Linked DNA regions of Mus musculus: region 1 is linked to region 2. Evidence: chromatin loops called from intact Hi-C (ENCODE). Cell type or tissue: left cerebral cortex. All regions are shown on one strand. Each heading gives the region's core, and the rest is flanking DNA. Links, peaks and the distances in the headings are about the cores only.

Region 1 (8,339 bases), core at 266-8,265, 55 kb before region 2:
CATTCTGGATGTTTCAGTTCAGCATCCTGTTGCTTTCACAGTTGTAGCTGGGCAATGCATTATGTCAGAGTGTGTGGTGCAACATGCCAGAAGGCAGCATGAAAGAGGGAGAGGGGGGAGAGAGAGATAGAGAGAGAGAGAGAGAGAGAGAGAGAGAGAGAGAGAGAGAGAGGGAGAGAGAGAGAGAGAGAGAGAGAGAAAGGGGTGGAAGAAAGGAAAGGAGAAGAGTCTCACAGTTTCCTGGAAGGCCCAATTATCCAAAACCTCTCAAAGGTCCCTGTAGCCAGTCTTTGGCTACTTTGTGGGCTCTTCTTTCTTCCATCCTTCTCTACTCTTTTCCCACCCATTAAACCCCCTAACATTAGATAAGAGAGATAAAATGATAGAGAGGAAAGGAAAGAGATCCCTGAATAAAGTCATGGAAAGGGGGCAATGCTATTGTCAGACTACTTCCTGCTGAGTACAGGCATTACAGTTCCTTGGGGCAAGTTTGGTCTTTGTCATCAGGTTATCTAATTTCCTCCTCTTCTCATTTCTTCTTTATGCATGACTACTTAACAAACTGCTACCACCAACAATCAACAAACAACCAATCAACAACCTACCTCTTGGGGCCCTGGCATCTATATACCCTCTGAAAAGTTCCCAGAATTACAAACATCAAACAATTGCAGAAGCTATCTGCAGCTGGCAAAATCATGCCCCTGCTAGAGCCTGAGGCAAATCATAGTCAGCTGCTGCAGACAACCCAAAGCAGCCCCACAGCCCCACACTCAGGCTTAAAATGAAAACATATTCTTATGCTATTTCTGTGTTTTGAAAAGAAACCAAAATTCAACAATTCTCACTACATGTCTCATTACAAGTTTCCAGAATCTTCTATTAGCATCAACCCAAGAAACATACCTTCAGTACATGAGCCTTTGGAAGACGTTTCAAAACCAAACTGTAGCACCTTCCATAGAAATGCTTGTCAGTTGTTGAAAAAGATTTTTGTGAAACACATCACTGAGATAAAAAGAATACTCAGAGTTAATGAAGGAAAATGCTAGAATGAAGTATTTACACATCACCATATATTTGTATATTGTATGTAATATCCTTGATTAATACTAACTAGCAAGGAGTTCACATCTATTATCTCATTTAATCCTACACCAACACAGAAGTAGGAATTAACTCCATTTATTTGAAGCCCGGTAGGTTAGACCATTGGTTAGTCAGTGAAAAACCTAGACTCAAGCACAAGCCTGCTTGTTTCTGAAGCCTGTGCCCTAACTCCACCTCCTATGCCAGAAAACAGTGGGGAATCTTTTAATGGAGAAAGGGGTTGATTTTGTTTTTTTCACTGTAAGTAGGACTTTTTGAGAGGCAAAATGATGCATTAATAACATAGAGGCTGAGCCAGGGAGTGGCGCTGAAGGGAGATATGGTCAGTTTGTGCTGGTTAGAAAGTGAGTGTGCACTTAGAGTACTGCTGAGGTTGCTGGGCTGGGAGGAAATGGTGTGGGAGAGGGATGAGCAGGGCGAGGTATACAAAGCAGAAGGGATCACTCACACCATCACAACAGTTAATGTGGAGGCAGGAGCAAAGCCAGGGGAAGGCTGGGATTCCTAAAAAGCCATGGAGCCTCTGGAGATGGGCCAAGCGTGTGTCCAGAAGTCAGGCAAGCACACAGAAGTGTCTGTGGTACCAAGACAAAGTGGGACAAAGTGCGCAGCAGCCAGGACTTCACTCAACCTGTGGGCCACCCAAATTCATCAAGCCAATAAGAAACCTTGTGTTTTGCTCTGCAGGGACCTGGGTGGGAACTCAAATCCTGGACTAGGGTTGAGCACAGAGTAATAGAATGGAGTAGATACCTTGTGAACATGCTTATATGCATCTTCCTATGTGCTTTGGGAAATAACATAGTTGAACAATTGTTGGATAGTTCGTTTTAAAGAAAATCTATGTACTTTTGGCCTCTTACATAGCTAGTATTTAGTTGGTTGTCAAGATGATGAATCCAATTCAATTTGATCTTGAGGTCCTCACCAGCCTTAAGGGTCTCTATATTAAAGAATTATTCTAACTGAAAAAGACTAGTGTCTAGTAGCTATAAAGTAATACAAACAAACAGGAAAAAATTCAGAGGAAAGATCTGTATTTTTTGTAAAACATCTTAGTTTTAAACTTTGGGAGGCTTACATACATTCAAGAACCTAGGAACACTACACAACGAATTACTTAATATATTTTGGAAATGAAGAAGCCTAACTCCTTTATTACAAAAATGAAACAGGCTGGAGCGTATGTAGCTCAGACGTAGCACCTGCGGTAGCATGTGGAGGCCTCAGGTTCGGCTTCTGACACAAAAGGCAAAGAAGAGGAAAGGGGGAAGAGGAGCAGAAGAACGACGTAGGGGGAGGAAGATAAGAGGAAGAAGGGGGTGGGAAGCAGGAAGCAGAGAGGAGGTGGAAGAGGGGCAGGAAGGCGTAGCTGGCTGCCTAGGGAAGCAATGTTGTGGGTAGAGAAGGTTCAGTCCTCTGGCCTCCCCTCTTCATGTAGACCCCAGCCCAGAGGGGGCTCCTTCTGCCTGGAGGCTGCGATCAGAAGCTGCAGACTAGCTACTGAGCTAAGAGCCAGCTTCTTCGGTGCTGCTTTTGGGATCGTCTAGAACAGATCTTACTCACTCTCACTTGGACTCTGCCTTAAACACCCACACAGCAGCGATGGATGCCAGCGCAGGAGGGAAGAGCAGGGAAGCTGCGCTCCCCTCCCCAGGACGCTCGCTCTTCCTAGTTTCACTTTACAGGTGGGCTTCCCCTCCCCTTTTTTGAAAACCAAGAAGACATACTTCTCCAGATGAGGGAGGACATGCACTAGTTGCTGTTTTCAATGGATTTTTAAAGAAACACGCTGCTCCTGCCCGAAAACTGGGAATTTATAAAAATCCCATCACACCTAGACAGGGAGAATTGTTTGATCTTGATGAAATCCAGCAGTGGAAGAAGAGGGTCATATGTGGGTTTTTTCGGTTGCCCTGAGCCAAGAGGTTTCCAGTCATTTCTCACCGCTGTGGAGAAATGTAAAGCAAAATAAACTTAAGGGGTTAAAATCCTTTCTGAGGAAATATTTATTTATAATCCTGATAGCAAACACATACCAAAATTTATCATCTTAAGCATTTTCAGTGTATACAGTGTACAACCAGAATTCTAGAATTTTTTTATTGGCAGAAATGAAACTCCATAGCCAATAAACAGCCAGTCTCTGACAAATAACCATTCTCTCTGTTTTCTATGGCTTTGCTTATATCTCATAGACATTTAGATGCCTTGTAGGAGCAGAATCACATAATATTTGTATTTTCTGTGAATAGCTTCTTTCATTTGGTTTATTTTCTTCATGGTTAATTTATGTTGCAGCCTGCAACAGTCTCCCCCACTGCCCTTTCAGGCTGTTCTCACACTCCCTATGTAGCCAAGAACAACTTGAATGTCTAATCTTCCTTTCTCCACCCCTTGTGCCAGAATTACTGGTGTGTGCCATCATTTCCCATTTATGAGTTACTGGGGAACCAAACTCAGGGCCTCATGCATGCTGGGCAAACAGTCAGCCAATGGAGCAACATCCCCATCTCTTGTTGTTGAATATGCATATGTATATGAATCCTATATTTTGTTTACTTATTCATCCATCGATGCCCTTGACAGGTGATTGGGTTGTTTGTATTTCTTAGAACATTTGCTGCTATGAATATGGGTGTTCTAGGAAATGGTAATTTCTTAAGCTGAGGTACTGTGTTGCCCAGGGAAGAATGAGCACAACTTAGATCTTGCCTGGAGGAGAGGTGCTCAAGACACTTTCTGGAATCACTGACACGTCAAACTATGCCAAGACCTCAAAGAATGTTGGCAACATCTTCAGTGTGTTTGCCCGCTTCCTTCAAAACCAAACAAATTATTTTAAACAAGATCACTTTCCTTTTTGGACTTGTTGACAGTGGTTAGTATTTAATGAAGTACGCTGAAATAAATACTACAAAGGATATAGAAACAGGATATTGATCAAAGACTTCTAAACCACCATGTTTGGCCCATCCATTTATTAGTAAGCCAGACTAGTTCCATGGAAAGATAATTTTAAAGTACTTTTTGTGGAACATATGATTTATAACAGTACTAACTTATGAACATCCTTAATAGGATGTTAACATCGTCATATTACAAAGTCATTTTGATCTTTTTAAGTACCTTGAACCAATTATCACTCCATTGTTAAACCAGGTTCATTACCAATTTTTTTTTAACTCCTGGGCTTCCCCGTGTACCCATCTCTACCCCCTGAATATGCAAATGAAAACTTGTGGGGAATGGTGGCTGCACTTGGTGCTCTTTCTCTTCTGCCTGGAGTAATAATGGTAGAAAGGTTTACATTTACAAATGTATTCCTTCCCAGCAGCAAGCTTGCTCTCCCTGTTGCTATTGCAAAGAATAAAGAGAGCCGAGACTAAACCACGAATGTAAGACAACCCAGAAGGTTATTAGGACCCTCCATCAGCATGAATATTATGCATATTTTATTCCTGTCTGCAGAACTGTGAGACAGAAAGGGTGAGAAACACATGTAGGCAGAGCAGTTTACCTAGAGATGCATTTTGGAAAACATAAATCTTATCTTTTTATAGTAGTTATCAGAGACCACAAAGATCTCTTAATAGAAATTTCTCTATAAGAAATAGGATTCTAAATCAGGTATATAAACTGTAATCCCAGCTCCTAGGAGACTGAGGCAGAAGTATGGTTATAAATCTGAAGCCAGCCTGAGCTACAGTGTGAGATTCTGTCCCAAGAACACAACCCAACCAAAGCCAACAAAAAGGACACTGCATTCCCCACTGACATGTAAGACACAAGAATTTTATGTCTTTGAATTCAATGTCCAATTATCTCTGGTTTTCATTTTTCTTAAGATCAGATCAACTCTGAGCAGATTAATATCACAGATTCAGGAACCGATCACTGCAAAAGTTTATGTGCAAAATTTGACCAAGTTTCTGCATGTGTTCATCCTTACTGGGAGAATGAAAATCTCTTGAGTACACAAAGAGAGCAGCCACTCAGAGGGAAACGGAAGGCTGCCAAGTGCAGAGGCGCTGTCCAGAAAAACCACTGATTGTAAAGAACACTCTCTCTCCTCTCTCTCCTTATATAAGCGACCAGATGTTGTTGAACTGAAGTGTTTTAAAAAGCTCATGAGTCATAGAGAACAGAGGCCTCTGAGCAGGGCTTAGCAGAATTAGCTGAAGCACGCTGTGATTTGCGTGATGAGCAACTCCTAAGTGACAAGTCGATTCTGTACCAAACGATTGAAGAATTCTGCGTTATAAATGCACATGATATTGAAAGCAAATGCTGGGTTAGTGAAGGAGAACTCTGTAAACACTGTGTAATCAACAAACAAACAACTAAATCAGGCCCAATCCAGATCTAATACCCTGGAAGGCATTTTGATTGTATTTTATGCGTGTATAGGTATCAGAGTTTATTTCTGTCCAGGTGGGGAAGACAGATGACGGGAGTGTGAGGCAGCTGGCCAGTCACCTTTCCTACACATCCAGGAAGTCAAGAGCCACAAATGTTCTACTTGGCTTGCTTCCTTCTTCACATTCAGCCCAGGGCCCTTGGGGAGGGAATTATGTCATCCACATTCTCACAGACCACCTCACAGACAAGCCCAGGGTTTTATCTCCTAGGAAGTCCTAACTTCATCCAAGTTTGACGAACTAGGTTAATTACCACAGTGGATATCTCCATGCATATTTTAAAAATAAGAAAAAACTGCCTTTGACCTTTGTCCATTCAAAAACCTTGATAGTTTACGATAGTTGAAAGGACATCAGGAGATCTAGACTTACAGTTTTCAAAAAGTGCAGCTGCAGTCTGGTCCACATGGGAAAGAGGTGGAGATATAATTCAGAAATGCAACATATTAGAAAGAAAGGTGTCTAAGCTCATGGTAACTTGGTGGCTCAATGTCAAATGTTCAGGTTCCACTAAGGCTACCTTTTAAAGGAAGAGCAGTTGTCTGTAAATGACAGCAGAGTCATGAGTCTCTGTGATTCACGTACAAGGCCCTGCCAAAGGTTCCAAGCAGCGTCCGCACCTTCCATGAGCCACAGGGCCTGCTGGATTGTATGGAAGCCTCCACAGTTGCCTGGACCTGTAATAGAGCCTTCTATTCCACGTTCCGCTAAAAACTAGTAGCTTTCAGAGTCATTTGGCATATGGCTGGAGGAAAACACCAGGATGAGGAACGTGCTCCACCCATGATCCAAAGAGGCCCACTAGCCGTTGTGCTTCCTTCCTGGTGGTGAGAAGGGGAGGTGAGACAACTTATTCTTCATTAGAAAGGATATCTCTGCATGCCTCACATTGCCTAGAAATTTTACTGTGAAGCCCTTGAATTTCCGTTGGATTTATTTCCCATTCTTTGATGCAAATCTCATATTTACATATTTTACATATAATCACTGTGCTGAGTAGTTTTATGTTAATTTGGCATAAGCTAAAGTCATCGGAGAGGAGGGAACTTTAATTAAGAAAACCTCCATAAAATCTGGCTATTGGCAAGCCTGAAGAGCATTTTCTTAAATAGTGATGGATGGGGGAGAACCCAGGCCATTATAGGTGGTGCCAGCCCTGGGTTGGTGGTCCTGGGTGCTGTAAGAAAGCAGGCTAGGGCAAAGCGGGTTAAGCAGCATTCCTCCCTGGTCTCTGTATAGGATCCTGCCTCCAGGTCCTGTCCTGGGTGAGGTTCTGCCCTTGCTGCTTTTGATGATGAATTGTTACATGGAACTGTGAGAGAAACAAACCCTTGAAACAAGGTGGGAGTTGAAGACTGGTTTCCAAAGTTGTGCTGACTCCTACATACAGGTGTCTGCATTCACACACAAATTCATGCACACACAGATTTTATACACACACATTTTACACACAAATAAACTCACAAAGAATATACATATGTAGATATGTTTTTATTCACATATTATAACCATTAAATAATCAATTTCTTCACTGATCTTATTTTAAGAAATGCATAGGACACACCTTTTCTGAGGGGGATGAATTTTCTGAAGGTAACATATACTCATCCCTCTTGAATTTATGATATGATGTTACCATTCTTCTATCAAGTTGTGATTGACTGCTTCCTACTTTAGTAACTATGAACTACAAAAAAAAAAAAAATGTGGTAGAAGTGAGTCTGCCATATAAAATGCACTGTAGGCCCTGCCCTTTGGCTTTAGAACTCAGCCGCCATGTTTTGAGGAAGATGGAGCCTTGTGGAAGGGGAAGATGGGAGATAGCCCCAGCTAAGACTCCAGCTGATTGCTAACAGTAAAACACAACCTTTCAGGTCAGGGTTTCTAATGTGACTTCCTATGAGAAGAGAAGAGTCCCATGTCTCCCTGCCCACTGTGGTATCACCAGCCACCGCAGGTTACAGGGCAGGAGTAGCTCAGCTAGCATGAATGAGAAAGTGCACTGCTACTTTTATTTAGCATTCACTCAATCACACACAGTTAATGGTTGCTCTGCTGGACAGTTTGATGCCATGTGGCTGAAGCTCTCAAACTTTAGGTTTTCCGTCTGAAGCATCAGACCTCACAGAAGAGAGGCAGCCACACTACCCCTCTCCCAGACACAAGACATGCTAAATAAACACCCATTGTTGATTTAAGGCCTCAGTCTAGAGACATTTACTACAAAGTGTCTTAGTTAGGGTTGCTATTGATATGATGAAACATCATGACCAAAAAGCAAGTTGTGGAGAAAAGAGTATCTTTGGCTTTCATTTCCTAGTTGTGGTGGTTTAAATGAAAATGGCCAGGCTGGTGAGACAGTTCAATGGGTAAGAGCACTGACTGCTCTTCTGAAAGTCCTGAGTTCAAATCCTAGCAACCACATGGTGGCTCACAACCACCTGTAATGAGATCCCCTCTGGTGTGTCTGAAGTCAGCTACAGTGTACTTATAATAATAATAAATAAATCTTTGGGCTAGAGCGAACAGGGACTGAGCTAGCAGGGTTGACCAGAGTGAGCAGAGGTCCTAAAATTCAGTTCCCAACCACGTGAAGGCTCACAACCATCTGCACAGCTACAGTGTACTCACATAAACAAACAAACAAACAAACAAATATATATTTTTTTTAAAAAGAAAAGAGAAGAAAATGGCTGCCACAGACCCATAGGGAGTGGCACTAGTAGGAGCTGTGACCTTGTTGGAGTAGGTGTGGCCCTTATGGAGGAAGTGTGTCCTGTGGGTGGGCTTTGAGGTTTCAGATGCTCA
Region 2 (8,339 bases), core at 93-8,092:
AATCCCAGCACTTGGGTGGCAGAGGTAGGCAGATTTCTGAGTTTGAGGCCAGTCTGGTCTACAGAGTGAGTTCCAGGACAGCCAGGGCTATACAGAGAAACCCTGTCTTGACAAACCAGAGAGAGAGAGAGAGAGGGAGAGAGAGAGAGAGAGAGAGAGAGAGAGAGAGAGAGAGAGAGAGAGAACCAAAGAGAAATCACCCATCTGAATCAACAGGACTGTCACCAGAACCCAACCATGCCTTAGTTCTGTACTTTCCAGAGGGAAATACTTTTCTATTGTTTACATACCAGCCTCCAGTATTTTGTTAGTGAACGGTGAGCCGACTACTGAGGTACTTTAATAGACTAATTCGAAGAAGTGCTAACACAGCATCCATCCTTATAACAACTGCTGAACTCTAGGTCTCATGCTGACCCTTGAGTTGAGAGACCCCAAAGTGGTTATCCTAGCACACTTGGGGCCAGTGAGAAACTGCCTGAATCCAGAAAGCAACTCCAGCTTGTGCCTGTGACAATTTCAGTTGGGGAAAGTGATTACTGGTGCTTTCTTGGACCTGATCTTCCTGAGAGGTATAAGCTTCACCATGCCGTACTTTATTGCAAGTAACGAGGCCCTGGGTGAAGTGCTCTGAATAGGGGGTCACACTCCTGCAGTTGTTAATCGCCATCTCTAGCTATTGTGCTTGTTAAAGATCAGATGAAATGTGTTGCCAGCCCTGACAAGATTTCATGTTCCTCACCAAATTCCGTGCAATTGCTCGTCTGGAACAATTTACCCACTATCTCAAAATCTAGCTGATGTTCCTAGCATATACGAATTTCTAACCAAGCAGAACATAGGCTCGTAATGCTATCCCTAGATGGCTCCTTTGCAGCACATACTTTACACAGTGTGGGTCTTTGAAACTCAGATTTTCATGACAACTGAGCTAGATGCTTATGATGACTCACAGTCATTTTAAACACGTCACCATAATAGTCAAATCCTCACGTTCCGTTAGGGAATCCCAACCATGTTGCTGGAAGTATTCTGAATTGATCAGCAATGTTGTCTTTGTGGGTATTCTTAATTCACAGACCTCCACTCTGATGTTAGCGACACAGGGAGCTGCGAGTGGACCTTGATTTTATTTGGGAAACCAATGAAAAAAAATCCAGATGTGTCCGTCCATACTTGAAATCCCAGAACATGGGATGGAGACATGGTTCAGTGGTTGGAAGCATTGGGTGCTCTCACAGGGTAACAGGGTTTGATTCTAGGCACACACATGGTGGTTTGCAGCCATCTGTTGCTCCAGTTCCAGGGGAGCTAGTGCCCTCCCCTGGCCTCCACAGACACTGTATGCACACAGAGCACAGACTTGGTACACAGACAGACATACATGAAGCCAAAACACCCATACCATAAGATATAAGATAATAAATGTTAAAAAAGTCCCAGAACATGAGAGGCTGAGTCAGGAGGTCATAATTTCTGAATCTCAGCAAGTTGGTGTAACTTTGTCTCAAACAAAACAAAACAAAACAAAACAAAACAAAAACAAAACAAAACAGAACAAAACAAAATAGAACAAAACAGTTGAAAAAAAAGAGAGAAAACTTTAGCCTCTCCACTAATAGGCAGAATGCCAGTGTCCTTGTAGACGCAAGCAGCCTTTCTCCATTATATGTCAGATTAAGAGACTGTATTATAGTTGCTTATCTTTGCTGAAATGCTCTTTCATTTGAATGAGGGAGAAACTATACTGGGGACAAGCGAGAAATCTGACACACACACAAAGCTTTAAAGTAATATTACATAAATGTGTTGATCTGTGTTGTGGGTTCTTTTATCTTGTGGACAAATCTGACAAGGATATGAAAAGAATAAAGAGAAATGTATTCCAAAGGACATTGTTCTCTGCCAGCTTACTCTGTCCTTAAATCAAACACCACATTTCTTCTTTACTTCTACTCAAGATCCTTGAAGGGTTTAGAGTTGCAAAGGTTGATGATGGAAAAATTCAGATGCAAAAATTCCAATTGTTTTGAGGTTATATGAAGCATGAGCTACCAAGCCCCGGGCTCAGAGCTGCTAGCCTCTTGCTTTCTATTCCTCTGGAGCCCAGAAAACACAGACCCAGGCAAATGGCAGCTACCCTGATTCTTCCAGGGAAGGCAACAGAGCCTGATTGTCAGGCAAGCCTGACCTTGAACCTCAAGTGCTTCTGCCTCAGTCTCCCCTGTGTGAAGGTTATGGGCATGTGCCATCATACTGTTTTGTTTTAGAATTAAAAAGCAAGCAAGCAAGCAAACAAACAATCAAAAATGATAATACAGTTAAGGGGACAAAGATTCAAGTAGAACTTTTTATATATAAATAAGATCTCTCTCTATATATATGAACTGTATTTGGAAACCAATGACCCTGTTTCCTGGGCACATCACCAAAAGGGGAGATTACGTCTGGGACACTTTTTTTTTTCAGTTTTTCTTATTAATATTTTTTCTCTCTTTTTTTTAATTAGGTATTTTCCTCATTTACATTTCCAATGCTATCCCAAAAGTCCCTCATACCCCCCCCCATCCCCTACCCATCCACTCCCCCTTTTTGGCCCTGGCGTTCCCCTGTACTGGGGCATATAAAGTTTGCAAGTCCAAAGGGCCTCTCTTTCCAGTGATGGCCGACTAGGCCATCTTTTGATACATATGCAGCTAGAGACAAGAGCTCCGGAATACTGGTTAGTTCATAATGTTGTTCCACCTATAGGGCTGCAGTTCCCTTTAGCTCCTTGGGTACTTTCTCTAGCTCCTCCATTGGGGGCCGTGTGACCCATCCAATAGCTGACTGTGAGCATCCACTTCCGTGTTTGCTAGGCCCTGGCATAGTCTCACAAGAGACAGCTATATCTGGGTCCTTTCAGCAAAATCTTGCTAGTGTATGCAATGGTGTCAGCGTTTGGAAGCTGATTATGGGATGGATCCCTGGATATGGCAATCACTAGATGGTCCATTCTTTCGTCACAGCTCCAAACTTTGTCTCTGTAACTCCTTCCATGGGTGTTTTGTTGGGACACTTTTTCTAACAGTGTTTGAAGCTAAACTTTGAGACTTTCCACGTGAATAGCAAACCTTAAGTTATCACAGTACAAAGTAATTATGAGTCAAAAATCAATTTGTAGTTTAGGAAAAAAGTCTAACTCTCTAAAAATTCTTTAAATCATATGTCTTAGACATCATCATACAGTTTTACAGAGAATTAGTTGTATCTTGGTTTCTTTATGAATGCACATAACAGAAGATCACAATGAAAAATCCCTCTATTTAGGTGGTGGTGGCACACACCTTTAATCGCAGCACTTGGGAGGCAGAGTCAGGTGGATCTCTGTGAGTTTGAGGCTGGCCTGGTCTACATACAGAGTGACAGTCAGGGCTGCACTAAGAAACCCTGTCTTAGAAAGAAAGAAAGAAAGAAAGAAAGAAAGAAAGAAAGAAAGAAAGGAAGGAAGAAAGGAAGGAAGGAAGAAAGAAAGAAAGAAAGAAAGAAAGAAAGAAAGAGGAGAGAGGGAGGGAGGGAGGGAGAGAGAGAGAGAGAGAGAGAGAGAGAGAGAGAGAGAGAGAGAGAACCTCTATTGCTCATCTGACCATGCCAGACCTTTGCTTCCTTTTTTGGTGTCATTGAATGGGCCACAAGCAAGGCAGCACATTGCAAGGAACAAATGAAGTGGGTGTCTCTCCATTGGCATCATGCCAGCAATTGGAGGAGGGAAGGGAAGCAGCAGGCAAGTATGTGTTGTAATCAGAGATAAAAGGAGAAGGACAGAAGGATGCCTCTCAAAGGAAAGACCCAGTGCAATGATCCACCATGTGTCCTTGTTTTAAGTAGAAGCAGAACAACTTCTTTTCTAAAATTCCATTTGTCCTATTTTCTGGCAGTATCTGCTGTCGTAGCATCCAGTTCATCTGCATGCCCAGTGAGCTTTCTTTCTGAGTGTGGATGGACTCCCACCTCCACAACAGATGGTGGATGGATAACCACCTACTTCCCCAACAGATGGCTTCGAGGCAGAGTCCTGACAAGTCTTACCTGCAAGGGCCAGGGGCTGGGAATTCCATCAGGGATCTCCCTGACATGTCTGCACAATTAGCTGTGAAGCAGGTAGCTGTTAGCAGAGACTGGAAGCAGAGCAGAGGGCTCTGCACCAATCCAGTCCCTCCTCACAGCTGGCTCTGCCACTGGCAACAAAAACTACTGCCCAGAGGTGAGAGAAGAGAGCCAGTGGCTGAAGCGATAGTTATTCATCAAAGCTGCCAGTGGAACTGCATGGCAGTGGGACCAGACTGCCCAGGAGTTTTTCCCCCTTAATCTTTAAATTGCTCTATTGGAAAGCAACAATTCACATTCTAGTTAGGCATTAATCCCTTCCTGGTTTGATTGGCCAGCTCCTCAGGCCATGGAATGATGCCAACAGTTGACTGTTGTGGGGCCCTGGGGTTATTTTGATCTGCTCTATGGCCGCAGACTGCACCTTGAATTGCAGCTGGACTTTTTTAAAAAGTGTGTGTGTTGTCAGAACCTCAGAGAAGAATAGTTGTGAGTCTTCACCTTTGACAAGCTATATTTAATTGTCTGTGACATCAGAATCCTGGCCAGAATCTGGAAGCATAAATTCCTACCCTGTGCAAACTGTATCTTGGGGAAGGGAGCTTTCACCTGGGTGTTCCATGGGAAGTTCATCTTTACCTTTTTTTCACACTTGGACCAAACAAAAATGACACCTGGGCTAGGAACATTGCTAACACCCTGTGGCAAGGTCACAGGAATCATGCCCAGTGAGTTAAAGGAAGTGAAGGTTCTTCTAACATGAGCAGTGTGCACTCTTTCTCCTTCATTGCCTTGGTACTTGGACGTGAATGCTGGCTTAGCTGTTCATTCCTTTATTCTTTCAACAAACAACTGGCGATTTAAAGATGACTCTAACAGGTGGGATTGGCTACTCAGCACAGATCCTCTCATATAGTAGAGTTACAAAGTCTAGAGATTTTTAAGGATAAAGTGGATTTCATTCTTACTAAATTATTGAGTATCCCTTTTAAGTTGAAGAACAACACAGCAGATAATTGGTAACTCCTGTCCTCCCTCCCTCCCTCCCTCTCTTTCTTGCCTCCCTCCGTCTCTGAGACACAGTATCACTATATAGCTTCTGCTGGCCTCAAAGTTGCTATGTCGCTCAGGCTGAATTTGAATCTGCCACCCTTAAACTTTATCTTCTTTTTTGTTTGTTTGTTTGTTTTTGGTATTTTGAGACAGGGTTTCTCTGTATAGCCCTGGCTGTCCTGGAACTCACTTTGTAGACCAGGCTGACCTCAAACTCAGAAATCCACCTGCCTCTGCCTCCTGAGTGCTGGGATTAAAGGCATGCGATGTGTCACCACGCCCGCCTCAACTTTAGCTTCTTGAATGCCGGGGTTACAGGCATGTGCCACACCCCCAGCCTCTATTTATGTGATGACACACAGGCCTATTTACTTAGTTGAATAGTCACTGCAGGGCATGTTTATTATCAGTGCTCTTTTCTGTGTGTTACAAGTTAATACAAAGTTTATCAGCCATGCAAACAAGCACAATTCCAGTGCTCAAATAGTGAGTACTCAGATGCAGCCACACTACAGTGTTTATAGAGAATGTTAGATGAATGCCAGCATCGGGCCAATCATGGTCTGGGCTGACACACTGCTCCCTGGTTTATCTTTCTATTCTAAGCTTGTTCAGTAGTATGGTGCTCTGTGAAACCCCCAGCCCTGCCAGAGGAGGCTGTTGAGAAAACTGAACTATTTTATTCTTTGTAGCCTTGTCCTATTCTGTCAGCTGACAGTTTTAGCCTTTTAAAAATTACAAACTGAACTATTAAATTCTTAAAATTAATAGAATTTCCTCAGCTTGATAACCAAGGGAATTACCTCAGCATTGTGAGTGAGCTCTGTGCTCACAATGAAATCAATCTCTTTCCGTATACATATTTGCAAAACTAAGATTTTCTTCAGGATTCCTAAAGTTGACAAAAGCTGATGTTGTTGTGAAAAGTAGCCACATTTCTTCAGCACCAGATGGAACCCAGGGCCACCTTCACCGTAGGTAAATGCTCTACAACCTAGCTCTACTCCAGTCCTGGGAAGTACCCACTTCTGAGACAAGTTGTATATCGTGTATCTTCTTTGTGGTATCTCTCTTCAGATGTCTGTAAGCCAACTGTGCCATTCCATCAAGATCATGTGCACCAAAGAGCTCCCTGCAGGTTCTGAGGCAGGCATGCCAAAGCATATTAGGGAGGCACTCTGGCCAGCTGTGTAAAAGGCTGGGACACGTCAGGCTCACAGCTCTGTAGCTACAGCATTTTTTAGATCATCCTTTTTTAAAAAAATTATTTATTCTTTATTGTTGTGCTTGTGCACATGTGTCACCACTATATGTGCTTCTACCGAGGCCCCACTTTGTGGCCCCACTCTACCTATATGGTTCTGGGGATGGTCCTCAAGTTGCCAGGCCAGAGTGGCAAGCGCTGTTACCTGCTAAACTATCTCATCTCTTTCCTTCTCTACCTCCCTTTGCCTCACCTAACCTTCTTACCTGGATACATCCTAAGGACACACCTAAACTTCTAGAGGCTTTCAATGACTCTGGAGGTATCTATAGACACCCAAACGATGGCTTACAGAGAAGTGTGTCCTTACTGTGTCCTTTCTCCAGTGGAGCACTCTTCAGCCTATATGTGGACAATATCTAATATCTTGTGTAACACGCCAGTCAGTTCCTTTCTTTAGCCACTCTGGTCCATAGTATCAATTTCTCCCTGTATGCTGGTGAGTGTGTTTATTTTCATCTTTTACTAGGGTATCTCTACAGTACCGAGGATGTTCCTTCTAAACACCTACAACAAATCTTCACATGAGCATCCACAGGGTTCTTCAAAGCTGTACAAACCCATCTGTTTTTCCTGACTGAGTGTTTCTCCTGTGTTTCTGATCTCAGTAAAGGCTCATTTGATATCAGATGCTTCAGCCAGAGCCAGGGAGTTTTCTCTTTTCCTCCTACCAAACATGTCCAGCCAGCCATCTATTAATTCAACCACTTAAAGGAATTAATAGTTATTGATTATTTCATACTATTCTAAGAAAACAGGAAAGGCCTTGTAAATCATCCATACTGTGCTTGAATTGTAAGAAGTCAATGAATTCCTATGAGTCTTAGCAATGCAATCACTATTGCTTACTGCCTTGATCAGTCAGATGTTTGCTAAATACACGGATGACAGACAGATGAATGGCAGGACTCATGTATCTGTCAGTGTACATTGATTATTTATACATCCAAAAATATTTACCAGAAACACTGTCCAGCCCCTAGCCCTATCTATTGGGGCTGTTGCTTCAGCCTCTGGGACTTTTCAGGACTGCAACAACACAAGCCATTGTTCCCAGCATGGTGATCTGCCTGCTTATTGCATCTGGTTTATAGTGATAAAGAAGAAACAGCAGATGAATTTGGTTTCTTAGAAGCAAATAAAATAGGATTTGAAGAAAATAGATTGGAGGCAGAGAGGAGACTTGCAAGTGGATGAGATATAATGTACCTGAAAACAGTTGACCAGCCATGGGTGCCCCTGCCAGCCTAGACTTCTGATGAAAGCCAACAGCATGGAGACTACGATGCCTTCTTTGAAGGTAGTCCATGCCTCTGTAGGCTTGCGTTAGCACCTGATTCAAAGGCAGCAGAAGCCCAGGCAAAGCCATGGTGTGAGCATTGAGCATCCCTCACTCAATATCTTGAGAAGCAAGTCTCCATCACACTCATAGAATGGCAAAGTGATCTTAGCTTCAAAAGAAATAGGCTTAATGTTCAAATAATAGGCTAGTCAGTGTCCTCAAATGCAAACAATCAAGGTGAATAGATAATTGAAATGTGACAATATCAGAATGAAAAATGGGACATGTAGCCCAAACTTAAGATGATATCATAGATGGCTATTGTCATTTTGTATACTTCAAACATGAAGAAATTAAAAGGGTGGGGAAGGAAGGGAGAGAGGAAGACTTACCTCAAAAGTTGTCTCATTACACAAACATGTACTTTTCTGTTATGTTGTTATGTTGTTGTAGGGTATGTTTGTCATGTGTTAAACACTGCCATTTCTCATGCTTATTTGACATTCCCCCTTCATATATATATACATATGAATTCACAGAGATGATATATGTATATATGATAAATACTACATATATGATATACAATATACATATATGATATATGTGTGATATATAAAATATGTATGGTACATATATATGATATATGCCATATAT

What was found. A loop is a pair of places that touch in the nucleus more often than their neighbours do. Peaks named below come from ENCODE experiments on the same cell type or tissue, not always from the same donor. Only the 100,000 strongest peaks of a DNase experiment are listed, where the experiment ranks them.
Region 1: a loop joins it to region 2, with 8 times the contacts of the local background. A loop is called at or near these places in 2 of 42 quality-filtered maps.

The regions. Positions count from the first base shown.
Region 1 is chr2:21,032,173-21,040,511 of GRCm38, forward strand. No RefSeq gene overlaps it. Among named protein-coding and RNA genes, the nearest start is that of Gm13375, 67 kb to the left of the region's middle. In left cerebral cortex, for the core only: no CTCF peak of the experiment used is centred there; DNase peaks (open chromatin) are centred at 2,685, 3,485, 5,172, 5,556 and 1 more place; H3K4me3 peaks cover 718 bases; H3K27ac peaks cover 3,678 bases.
Region 2 is chr2:21,087,450-21,095,788 of GRCm38, forward strand. It overlaps the pseudogene Gm13377. Among named protein-coding and RNA genes, the nearest start is that of Enkur, 110 kb to the right of the region's middle. In left cerebral cortex, for the core only: no CTCF peak of the experiment used is centred there; DNase peaks (open chromatin) are centred at 3,890 and 6,926; H3K27ac peaks cover 331 bases.